Linked DNA regions of Homo sapiens: region 1 is linked to region 2. The links are chromatin contacts, found by Hi-C in ENCODE. All regions are on one chromosome and are shown on one strand. The core of a region is the stretch at or near the end of the contact, and the rest is flanking DNA. Distances in the headings are between cores, read along the strand shown.

Region 1 (6,247 bases), core at 624-3,123, 3.5 Mb after region 2:
TTTCGTTATTTTGGGGTGTTAAACATTTACTGTACAAGATTGTATTCGTTTTAAGTATCTTCTAACATGAGCCATTTTGTAATGATTCAGTTGTTTATATTCAATTTCAAGTAGAATGCTGATCACAGCGCCAAATGGGTATCTTCTACAGAAAAAGTTATTTTAATAAAGAAAAATATAGTCAGTTTTAGGATTTCCTGAGAGATTATAGAAACAATAAAAGCATTAAAACTGTTAAGTCATTAAATACGAGTACCTTGTATTTTGAAGGCTCTTAAAATTTAGTTTATAAATTGCTTTTACATAACATATGCACTGAAATACCACTTAAGATTAGTTTTGAAAATAGGTGTTCGTTTCAACCACATCATTAGGTATTTTATTCAAAGCTCTTTATAAAAAGAGCTTTACTATGTTCCAGTATAGTAAACTTATCCAGAAAATAAGACAAAAATTTAACTTCATGCTATAGCTGCAAAGTTTTCGGAAAGCGGGATTTAAAACTTCCATTGTAACTTTAACTAGCGGTCATGTCAAATTTCACAACTAAGAACATTTTAACGCATGTAATACTGAGCACAACATGGGCACGTTTTTGTTGCTATGAGAACCTTCTATTTTGTATTAGACATTGCAGCCTTGACGACGCAATGTTTGTGCTATTTTGCGCATGTTTTCCTGCAGCTATTCCTCTCCTCTAGCAATAGTCGAATGGCTCTGGTTTCCTCTTGCGCCCGGCCCAGTTTTTCCGTTTTAGCTTCGGTTGTCATAGGCTGTGCTGTCGCTTTCTCTGGGAAAGGACGGTGAAGACTGGACGGGAGAAACCGGGAGGGCAGGCGCGGCCGTTCTGCAGCAGCCGGGCCGCTTCCCGGCGGGAGGCGGGCTGCGAATGGGAAGCGGGAGGAGGAGGCCGGGCCGCGGGCTGGTTCTATCACCCCCTTGGGAGCCCAGCTCTTCACCTAGCTCTCCGGCGCTTTTCAAAATCTGCAGTTAACAACAAAAATCGAGCAACGCCACGTCGCACAAACAGGACAGGAGGGGGCGAGGGGTGTGTGCGCGCGCGTGCTGTCCCCAAATGGATGAGAAATAAGGGAAAGGAGGGGTTGGGGACCGTGTGATGAAGCAACATGCTAGGCCCGGGACAAGTCCGGCTCCGGCCTCGGGTCTGGAGGGACAAGGCCGGGGGCCGGGTGGCAGACGGGGCCTCTGGTCTTCCCCCAGCGCGAGGGTCGTGGCGCGAAACGGGGACAGGGCGCGCGCTCGGAGCCTCCTCCCCGCCCCGCCCCGCCCAAGGGTCTTCCTCCCCCGGGATTCAGAGCGGCCCCTCCTCCAGGCCAGGCTCGCCGCGGGGCGCTGAGCAGGCCGGGACACCGCGGCCGAGGTTATCGTTAGGCATCTCCCAGGCGACCGGCTCCGCAGCAAGATGGCGGACGAGAAGGACAGGGAAGGTAAGGTAGGGGAGCCGGGGAGCCGCTGCCCTCGCCGCCCGCCGCGACCCCGGGCTGCACGGGGAAGCGCCGGGTGGGGTGGGCCCTCGTCCATCTGGAGTTCCCACCCGCAGGGAAAGGGCGGCCTGAGGAGGGGGCCACCCGGCAGCAGCAGTCGCCCTGCCCCCGTCCCCGTAGCCCGCCCGGCCCGCCGCTCCGCCCCGCCCCGCCCCGCCTCTCTCCCCCGCCCCGCCCCGCCTCTCTCCCCTCTTCCCTCCCTCTTCTCTCTCCCCTCCTCCCGCCTTCTTCTTTCTCCTCCCGCCCTCTTCACCCTCTTCCCCTCCTCCCGCCCCGTCCTCCTTCCCCCTCCCTCGGAGGCCGGGCCTTGCATCCTGCGCGGGCTGCGCCGGAGGCGCCGGCAGGGGGTGCTGATAATGGCGTCGTTGTTCACGGTCGCGGGGAAGCCGCCGCCGCCTCCACACTCTCGCCTGGGGTCTCGGTGCCGCAGGCGCCACGCCCGTAGCTGTCCAGGCTGTGGGCCCCGGGGGGTGGCCTGGGTGAGGAGGAGTTCTGGCCGCCTGAATCTGACGGGATCCTCTGTTTGCGCCGAAACCCCGCGCTGGCGCAGCCTGATGGCGTTCGCGGCCACCATTTTGCCTCCTTAATGAGGACGCAGGAGGACGGTCTGGAGGTCACAGCCGCTGCCTCCGAGCTTCCCGGTCCTCCGAAATGCCTGCCCCGCCGCCGGCTAGCGCCGCGCAATTGGCCTAGTGTCTTGTCTTAAAAAAAAAAAAAGACACACACCCAAACAGCAATTTTAATAACGACGAAAAACCAAAACCTGGTTGAGATCTTGGAACCGCTGTGCGCCGGCCGGGCCTCTCCCAGGGGACCACCCAGCCCCGCGCGGTGGCCGCCTGCAGAGGCGGGACTGCGCTTCGAGGCTTAAGGTCGCCAGTTCGGAGGCATCGATGTGTTGTCTGTGCGGAGAAGCCAAAAAGTGATTACGTTTATTTGCAAGACCGTTCATGTTGTTTTCAGTTCATGGTATGATTAAAACCCGATCCTTTGTTACCATGCCCTTAGGTACTAAAAAATAATTGTGTTTGATAGTTGGCAGTCACCCAAAAATATCCAAAAAGCCATGAAACAGTAAAGGTAAACAAGTAGGAAGTGAAAATAATATTCGTCCTTTGTTTTCTTTCTGGAGTGCTCAAAACACCCTCTCAAACCATTTTTCTCAGCATAGAACCAAGTGTGGTCAGGTTAACAGCTAATATTTACAAGGGAAGAAACGAACCCTGAGATATTTAGTCACTTGTTCCGGTGATCACAGAAAATCGGCGAAGAAACACATGAAACTGCCAACGATCTCTCTATTGATAACAAGGATACCGTGATTTTTATGTAATATTAATCTGAGAAGCCAGGATTATTTTGTAGGTATTAGCTTTACGAAGATGCCCTTACATACAAAGAAAAGGATAATTTTAAAACTTTCCCAGAAAAATGGATGGCTTATTTTTGTTCTTTACCAAAAAAAAAAAAAAAAAAGCCATTAGGAGATAAACTAGCAAGGTAATTATGGATATTTATTTTCTTAAAAAAGACTTGGTTAGGTCAGCATGAGAAAAAACGCACTGGAGTATGGTACAAATACAGTATTTCTCGTTTTTTAAAAACTGAGAGCTTTCCTGATTTTTCAGCTTTTGAACAATTTTTTTCCATTTAAAGTAAATTCAGAGAAACAATTTTGTCGATAACTCATAGAAGTAATGACTGTTAAAAGCTGGATGCCATTCATTCAGAATACATATATTCAATGCCATTATGTAGATAAGGCATTCTACTTAGAACTTTGAAAGATACGAAAATGAAAGACATTGTCTTTGCTTCCAAGGAAGGTGAGATGAGTAAGGGAGATGAGAAATTTACAAATGGGAGGAAATAGTTAACTGGGCTGAGTAGTCTGGGTGCCAACCACTGTGCTAGGTGTGTATCCTTGTAGTCCGTGGACAGCAGCCTGGACATCACTGGCTGCCACCGACCTAATAATGAATCAGTCTTCATTTTAACATGTTTGTAGGTGATTTGTATGTACATTAACTTTCGAGAAGGCCGGGCGCGGTGGCTCACGCCTGCAATCCCAGCACTTTGGGAGGCTGAGGCGGGCGGATCACGAGGTCAAGAGATCGAGACCATCCTGGCCAACATGGTGAACCCCGTCTCTACTAAAAATACAAAAATTAGCTGGGCGTGGTGGCACGCCCTGTAGTCCCAGCTACTCAGGAGGCTGAGACAGGAGAATTGCTTGAACCGGGGAGGCGGAGGCTGCAGTGAGCCAAGATCACACCACTGCACTCCAGCCTGGCGACAGAGTAAGACTCCGTCTCAAAAAAAAAAAAAAACAAAAACAAAAAACAAAGTTCGAGAAGCACTCATGTGCTGTATCTCATTTATTGTTAACAGTTTTATGGATTAACTAATTGCAGTTTGTGAAGGGTATTATGAAATAAAGGCATTTTGTTAGAGGATAAACTAAGTAGAGACTCATTTTGGTGGTAAGATCTTTTTATGGAAATAGTCTATTACTATATTTGATTGTCAGCTACTGTATTTTGAATTTTCAGAAATTACGTCTAACCAATTAATCAGAATTGATTAAGTTTTGAGGATTCACTCAACTAAACTCATAAAAGACTGATGTGCAAACCTGAATGATTTATTAATTTAAATAAGGGTATATACATTGACTTGAAGGCTGATTTTGCCAATATACTAATATAATAATTTTGGCAATATACTAATATAATAATATACTGTTTTATGGGTACTAAGCTTCGGGTAGTGTGAATTTGTATTTCAGAAGTCATTTGATGACCGTGGAATCACACAAAAGAAAGGATAATTTTGAAGGATGTGTTCAGTACCCTCTAAGTTCCAAAAGATCTGGGACCATTTCTGATCTGTTAATACTGAGTGTTGTGCAGAGTGCTTGGAACGTGGTAGGTAATCAATAAATATTTGTTGAATTCAGAACATTTGAATTAATCAAAGACAGCTTATGAGATTTTAACCAAAGCATTCCTAGCTATTTTCCCCAAACTTATTCTATACCTAAAAGTACACAAAACTCGTTTTAGGTCTCTTTTCCCCTCTGCTTTACCGGTAAGATACATTCTTCTATTCCATCTGGCTCAACAAAACGTTTTATTTCACAGTGCCACGGTATTCACTAGCATGTCTTTAAAAAACAACTACAAAAAACCTCATTGTAGAAATACACATATGTTTTAAATAGTTCATCCTTAATATTGAGATTTCTAAAAGTTCTAAAGGGGGAATAAGTTTCAGGGTACCTATCCTATCCACTCTTCTTCAATATTTAGAGATTAACTTTGATAGAAGTATTGAGAATATTGATAAGAAAAATTACCTAAATTAGAAGGGGCTATTGTGCTCATAAAATTTTTTTCTAAGATTATGTACGTTGAAGTTGTTATACTTATTTGTAGCATTTTTTGCTTTCATACAGTATAATTTATTTTTTCATAGATTAAAAATTATACAGAATTATATTAGCTAAAAGTTTAACCTTTAGAACCAAATTATTTTTAAAACCACTTTTTTAACTGAAAGAAGAATGTTTGAAACGGGATGAGAAAAAATATTTTTGAAGGTTTATTATTTTTCCAAAGTTTCCTCAGCCAGAACATTTTTTGTTTTGTTCTTTCTTTTCCTTCTGTTTTGTCTGTTTAAATGGAGAGTCAATGCAATTGTTGATTCTTTGGCTCCTTAAATCTTATTGTTTCTGTCTCTTAGAGAATTTTATATAGGACTGGAAGGATCTTCTGTTTGTAATTAGACTCACGTCTAGGAAACAAACTGCTTAGTTATAAAATTTGAACTTTTGGCAGCCAGTGAGCTTTGGAAAGTAAGAACTTTTTAGTAAGCTGCAGATATTAAAAGCTCACTCTAGGATTTACTATTTTTGTTTCTATTAAAATATTCTTTGTTACTTTGCGTGCTTTGATAACATTGCTTGATAAAGTGCCTCTAATTCAATTATCACCTCCTAAATGGAAGAGGTTTTACAAGGTTTGTTGTTTTGTTTCTGATTTCCTTCATTGTGCCACTCTTTTGAAAACCCAACATTTGGAAATATAAAGTAAAAAACAGAAATTTCAGGTGCCTATTACTTTATAAAAAGGGTTCCCTTAAATAACGTCTTTGTTTTTTTTTTCTTCTTTTATTTTGAGACAGGGTCTTGCTCTGCTGCCCAGGCTGGAATGTGGTGGTGCAACCTCTGTTGCCTAAGCTGGAATGTAGTGGTGCCATCACGGCTCACTACAGCCTCGACCTCCTGGGCTCAAGCGATTCCCCCGACCTCAGCCTCCCAAGTAGCTGGGACTACAGGCGCAAGCCACCATGCCCGACTAATTTTTTTAATTTGTAGAGACAGGGTTTCACTGTGTTGGCTACGCTGGTCTCAAACTCTTTATTTTTTTTATTTTTATTTTTTTTTTGAGATGGAGTCTCGCTCTGTCGCCCAGGCTGGAGTGCAGTGGCACGATCTTGGCTCACTGCAAGCTCTGCCTCCCAGGTTCACACCATTCTCCTGCCTCAGCCTCCCGAGTAGCTGGGACTACAGGTGCCTGCCACCACGCCCGGCTAATTTTTTGTATTTTTAGTAGTGATGGGGTTTCACCGTATTAGCCAGGATGGTCTCGATCTCCTGACCTTGTGATCCGCCCACCTCGGCCTCCCAAAGTGCTGGGATTACAGGCGTGAGCCACCACGCCTGGCTCGAACTCTTGAGC
Region 2 (6,589 bases), core at 339-2,838:
AGAACTTTTAACAAAACCAACAGAGATTTTGGACCTGAGAATGGTTAGAGGGCAAAAAGTACCAGAACTAGAAAAAACAAAAACTACCTCCATCTGATTTTAGCTAACATTACAATTCTAAGAGCAAAGTAGTGCTGCTATTTTTTGACATTTGCATCAACAGGATAGATTCAGAAGTTCTCCAGTCTGCTTCCCTTTACAAAACACTAAATAAACAATAAATAAATTTAAAAATATGTAAAGGTTTTAAAATGCCCTAAAATTATTCGAGCAGGGAGTTCGAGGAATACAAAACATCTCTGATTCTGTAGTATAGTTGTATATCGTAGGTATAGTGACCCAATCAAATTATCTTGAAGTTTAGAGTCCAGAAAAAGTACTGGCCCTTTGAAATACCCTAGATGGGGCACTTATTTAATGAGCACTCGCTACATGGTATTTTCACATGTGCAGTTTTGCTGAGTAGCTGTAAGTATTTCAACTTTGCATACGGATTTGAAATCACATCTCTTAGATTGCAAACCTCATGCTACACCAGTGCAGAACTGTAACTCTTCAACTATCATTTCTCAAACGTTTCCTAACAATATACATATGTATTTAAAGCTTTTTAAAAGCCTGCATTCCTAAAGATGACACTCTAAAGAGCAAAATGACTTACGTAAGCATGTCATAACCTGAACTTGGATCTTTAAGTTCTTAGCTGGCTTTCTGAATAAAAAGTACCGATTCAGCTCCTAGCCAATCTGCTCAAACATGCTTCAGAACACTATGCCCGCGGTATTCGGAATTGAAGAGTTTTACAACAATTACGGGGGAAACCATAGTCAGCCTAACAAACTGAGCATGCAATTTCAAAGGAAGTAAAATCTTCGAAGAACCTTCTACCCCACCTGGAGGGCCTGAAAGCAGTGCAGTGCCCCTTGGCGAAACAAACCACAGTTCAGAAACCACTAGATGCACAGGCGGCCAGTGTCCGGCCAGCAAGGCCCAGCTATGGGGCAGGACGGTGCGGGAGCTGCCCCTCTCCCAGCACCCTCCGCCCACGCCGGCACTGTCCTTGAGGGCAGCGCCCCGGGGCTGGGGGCCTGCGCGCCAGCAGCAGCGAAGTTACCTCAAAACGCCCCGGCCTCGGCCCGCCACGGACGGCTCCGAGGAGGCGCCGGGAGCGGGCCCAGTAGGACCCTCTCTGACAGCCCCCGTCCCTCCCCAAGCGCTCTCCCGGGCTGCGGCTCCATCCCTGCGCCGGAAGAGGCGTCCCGAGGCCGGGAGGCCCGCCACGCCGGCACGGGCGCTAAGCCCAGAGTCTGGCGCGGCCCGGACGCCCGGGGAATCTCTCCCGCCAAGTCGCGGGCGCCCAGGCCGGCAGGCAGGAGGGCTGAAGGTCACTGCGGGGAGGCCGGGGGATGGCGGCCTGCGCTCACCATTCGAGCCGCGTTCGGAGGCCAAAACGAGGGCACGGCCGCGCCACCCAAGCCGGGAGCCGAAGCTAAGGCTGCGGCTGGAGCCCGCACGAGGGGACGCGAGCGCGCGAGGAGCCGAAGTGCTCGGTACATGGTGCTGAGGGAGCTTGGGTAGAATTTCTGGGCGGCTGTGGCCACGCCTCCACGCCGGTTGTCAGAAACCGTTCCGCCCACCGGCCTCCGCTCTTATCCAATCAACAGCCTCACACCGACAGGTGGGGCAGGACCAATCGTGAATGACCAGTAAAGAATGAGGGGGCGGGTTAACTTTCTAGTAGTAGTGTGGGGTGTAAGGCCTTCGGATTCATGGGAAACTAGAAAGAAGGGAATTATGGGAAAGGAGGCTCAGGTTATTCTTGGAGCCGGTCTGATTTTTACGTGTGGCTGTTAGAAGGCGGGAGTATTAGTTGGTGAATCAGGTCGTGTTTGGTTGGTGAAATATCCTAGAAAGAAATATTTATTGTTTTATTTATCATGTAATCACTCATTACACGTTCTTACTACTGAAATCTTTCTTCATTTCTTCCAGATTGTATCTTCTGTGTAGAAATTTTGGGAAGTGCAGCAAAGTGTAGATAATGAAATAGTAATTATTCATAATCCCACAACTGAAAAATAAGCTACTTACTTATTTCTTTTAACTTATCATTTTGAGATCGCTACCGTTTCCTTTCTCTTCTTAGCCTATACCCTCAGAACTCTTTTTTTTTTTTTAATGTATTGTGGAAGACGTACACAATTATAGGGAACCTCGGAATTTTTATTATTTGTATATCGTTCTCCCAGTTTTTTGCATAGCTAATTTATACATTTTCAAATTAAAGGCATATTGTTTTAATATAATAGTTGATTACAGAAAAGCAGGAATTGATATAAAATTGCATCTGAACCACAGTTTTATCTTTTCTCTTTTCTATTGCTTGGAACCAGATGACAGTAAAGAGAGAGCGATCGGATGTTCTTAAAATCAAAAGTCCAGAACCTGCAAAGCCAAATTTATGAGTCAAACTTACAAACTTGCCAAACCTTTTGGTAACATTATGTTATTTTGTGACTTATAAATTTGACACATATTTAAAATATAAAAATTCAAATGAGATTGTAATAGTTGAACTACAATCAAAACACACTAGAAAACTGAATGCAAATTCTTTAAAACATTGCTAATAATGGAATGACGTTTTGTTTTTGTTCTCCTCCTTCCCAGCAGGTATCATTATTGTGTATATCATTATTTTGATGCATCCTTTCAGTTCTGTGTATTTTTTGCTTCATACACTAATATACAAACAATGGTTTTAATATTTTACTTTAAAGTTTTACTGTTGCATAATTGAACTCTATGCTTTTAAGATATAGCCATGATCTTTTAAAATTAATCATATTGGATCACATGAATATGAAATATTTTATTTATCCAGTTTCTTAATAAAGAACATTTTTCTTTGCTATTACACAAAATTATTTAATGAACATATGTTTATCATTTCTTCATAGATCATCTCTTTCTTCATTGTGTGGTGCCCCTCTTTATTGTTATTGTTGCTTGTCCTTTTAAACTTTTTTTAATATTGATATTTCTCTACCAATTTCATATTGGCTATTATTTGCCTGCTGTATATTTCTCATTTTATTTTATTTTTTGTTTCATTTTTGTTTCGAGCATGTCTCTTATTTCTACCATACAGTTTAACTTTTCAAAACCCAAATTAATAGCCTTTTTATAAATAGGTTATTTTAATCCCTTTTAAAAATTACCTATGACACATATTATGTTCTAGAATTTTTCAAAGCACTTTATATGTATTAATTCTTGGAACACTCAAAAACAACCCTATGAGATAGGTCCTATTATTATTCCTGTACATAGAAGAGAAAAATTGATGCCCAGGAACATCCACATATTTATTTGTGTGTTTTACTTCGATTTATTAGTGAAACTGATTTTCTATCTGCAGTAGTAATATGAAGTTCCATTTTTAATTATTCATTTTATTTGAAGTAAAATATTCAGTATAATATGAAGATGCTATATAAATGACTAAAATTTAGGAAATATTAACTTAGCTAATTTATTTTTATTAATTCGTAATAAAACGTACATAAAGCCTTTAATAAAGGCTAGATATCTTCATTTTAGAATGACTTATGTTATCTATTTGAAATAATGTTTTTACTTTGCTTAGAGTTTGGGTTTTTTTTTTTTAACTTTGGACTTGTCTGATAATAATATTGACCTGCTTTCTTCTTGTTGATGCTTGCCTGGTTTGTTCTTGTTTGTTTTACTTTGCTTTCTGTTTAAGGTAGGGGATGTGATTGGTGTCCTGCTGAGGGACAAGGGAAAAGTGCAATGGTTTTCTCTTGCCTGTGTTCTAAATCTCAACACCTGGCTGACAAAATTGATTGCGAGGTTCAAATTGTATCAATCAAAATGTTCTCCTTATTCAAACTAAAGACTTTTGCAAATTCTAATTTAGGATACCTCCCAGCCTGGGAGATTACCAGTGGGTTTCCTAGAGGAAGCTTAACAGAAAATTTGCAAGATACACCCATAAAAGTCTCCCAGAAAGTAGAGCAAATATTCAAAGAGAAGGAAAATAAAAGAAGTAAATAAAATTAGAGAAACAGTTCAGTATGTCCAACATGTGAATAATGTAGGGGAAACATTAGGAAAAAATGGAATAAACCTTAAAAAAATAAATTCAGAAAAATATATTGTAGAACTAGCAGATATGAACTAGCCAGAATGAGTTATGTCAACAAGAAATGTTAGAATACCAAGGGCAAAGAGAAGAGACTGGAATCTTTCAGAGAGAAAAATAAATAAGCAAAGGATTAGAAATCCTTAGACTTCACAACAACAATATCGGAAGCCAGACAGCAGTTGAATGATGTCTTCAAATTGTTAACGGAAAATTATTTCCAACTTTATATTCTATACCCAGAGAAATCAAGTGTGTGAAGAGAATTAAAATGTTTTCACATGATCAAGATGTCAAAAAATTTACTTCTTATCTACACTTTTCAAGAAAACGCCTCAAGTAAGTGCTCCACCGTAACTAGGAGTAAACAAAGGAAGAGGAAATTATGGACTTAGAAAATAGGGTCTTCGACACAAGAGACAGATGTGGCATATTGCCTGGAGGAGGCTATGACAGCTGTGCACTTACCTTAGAGAGCAACCATCTCAGATGGAAGCAGGTCACAGCCTCTGGAATAGATTTACTCAAAAAGATAAAATTGCTAATGCCTTGAATATACTGAGAAGGAATTTAGCTGATTGGGGGAGAGTTTGAGGGTTACATTTATAAGTCTTAGAAAAGTAACCAAAGGGAAAAAGCATGACAGTTATTAAACTGACAAATAAAGATAGTTGTATTTTGCAGAAAAGGGAAAATAATCATTATCAAATTTGAATGGCCATAGTTATAATAAATCAAACGTTGAATATTGATCTAACTGAAATGTTGATGTAACTATACTGAAAGGATGGGGAGATGGAAAGAATGTAGAAGTTTGGAGAGATTCAGACACGGTGAAAAAAAAAACATTAATCTTCGTCTTCAGTAGTGAGAAGTCATGATCTAATACCTAAAACCATAAACTGGACAGACAGAAATAAAAACCAAGAGGTAATCTTTAGAGATGTGGAAGTATATACCCAGGAACTGGAAGGGATGCCTCTGTGCAAGGATAAGTGGCGGAGAGGTAGCAAGGGTGATGACTGTTTAGGTTGGATGTCTTGCAGAACTTTTTTATTCCTAAGACTAAGTGCACGTACAGAAACTTTGCAAAACACTAAAATTACCAACTCAGAAAGTTAACCAACCTCTCTCTCCATTCTCCAGAAAAACTTCAATTCCTCAATGTGCTGGATTCCATTACCCCTCAGAGACACTACCCACTCTTTTTCTTACTTTGTCTGGTTATTTCTCTTAATTGACCCATAGAATAAGTTAATACTGTAACTTTGCTGTCTCAGCTCTCATGTTAAAAACAAACAAAAGCTGCTCTGACTTTGCATCCCACTTCAACTCCCTCCTCATTTCCAGGACATATTTGATCACCATCTTCACTTCACTTCTCATTCTTTCTTCATCCTATTACAATCTGCCTTCAGTACATGTCACTCCATTCATACTGCCCTTTCCAGGGTCACCAGTGACCTGCAAGGTGCAAATACAATGAACAATTAGTTTCCTATGTTTGCAGCAGCATTGACACAATTGACACCCCTTCTCCTTGGAAATACCTCTTTCTCGCTCTTTGAAATATCAAAGTCTCCGTATTTCCCTCTCCCAAACTTCCACTTTGTTTCACTACCTATTCCTTCACACTGTTCTTTGACAGATTTTCACTTATAAATAGGGAAGGGCCTCAGGGCTCACTCCTAAATAGTCTTTCCTCTTTAATTCATTTTTAAAAATATAGTGGGACCTCAGGTACAGAGTGTTGAGTAAATACACTGACCTTATGACATGTTATGGAGTATAAGATCCATTCTTATTTTATTTAAATATTTCATTTCTATTCCTATTTTCTATTCATATTTTTACTCTCTTTTTTGATTTCAATAGTTTTGGGGAAACAGGTGGCTTTTGACTACATGGATAAGTTTTTTAGTGGTGATTTCTGAGATTTTGTTGCACCCATCACCTAAGCAGTGTACACTGTACCCAATGTTTAAGTTTTTCATCCTTCACCCCCTCCCATCCTTCCCCCTGAGTCCCCAAAGTCCATTATATGGTTCTTATGACTTTGAGTCCTCATAGCTTAGCTTCACTTAGCTTCTTATTCTCCTATACCCTTTCTCCTTTCAAACCCCTAGAAAACTATTATAATGTGTTTATTTTGTATCCTTTTGTTTAGATGTATTCTTGTAAAATTTGTACAGTTGTTTTGTGCAGTTTAAATTTTTATGTAAATGTTATTGAATTATGCATGCTATTCCCTTTCTTAACTATCTTCTCAATCAGTTATCTTTCCATAGGTGAAATCTTCATTCCCATGATTTTCAGTACCATCTTTATGTTGATATACTGATGGTGCCAAACTTATTTTTCCAACCTAGGTTTCTCCAAGCTCCAGATTTACATTTCCAACTGTGTGCTTAGTATCTCTATCTA

Evidence for each region. A loop is a pair of places that touch in the nucleus more often than their neighbours do. Pooled maps may share reads with other maps.
Region 1: a loop to region 2 is called in a map of CD4-positive, alpha-beta T cell, with 6 times the contacts of the local background. The contact joins the promoter of EFCAB2-AS1 here to the promoter of FH in region 2. A Hi-C loop is called at or near these places in 2 of 168 maps with a recorded cell type or tissue (CD4-positive, alpha-beta T cell and naive thymus-derived CD4-positive, alpha-beta T cell) and 10 of 50 pooled maps.

What each region holds. Positions count from the first base shown.
Region 1 is chr1:244,968,996-244,975,242 of GRCh38, forward strand. It overlaps EFCAB2-AS1 (EFCAB2 antisense RNA 1), which reads right to left and starts at 1,874. Exons shown (of 2, transcript NR_111907.1): 1 at 1,817-1,874; 2 at 1-984. It overlaps DRC8 (dynein regulatory complex subunit 8), which reads left to right and starts at 687. Exons shown (of 8, transcript NM_032328.4): 1 at 687-1,048; 2 at 1,334-1,448. The coding sequence starts at 1,424. LOC124900416 reads right to left here and starts at 1,575. Exons shown (of 4, transcript XM_054328428.1): 1 at 1,331-1,575; 2 at 1,260-1,329; 3 at 1-1,257. The coding sequence starts at 1,542. The coding sequence ends at 991. RefSeq lists silencers at 750-889, 1,160-1,339, 1,350-1,709, 1,720-1,809 and an enhancer at 1,980-2,349.
Region 2 is chr1:241,518,167-241,524,755 of GRCh38, forward strand. It overlaps FH (fumarate hydratase), which reads right to left and starts at 1,589. Exons shown (of 10, transcript NM_000143.4): 1 at 1,425-1,589. The coding sequence starts at 1,556. RefSeq lists silencers at 1,024-1,293, 1,469-1,751, 1,574-1,703 and an enhancer at 1,367-1,963.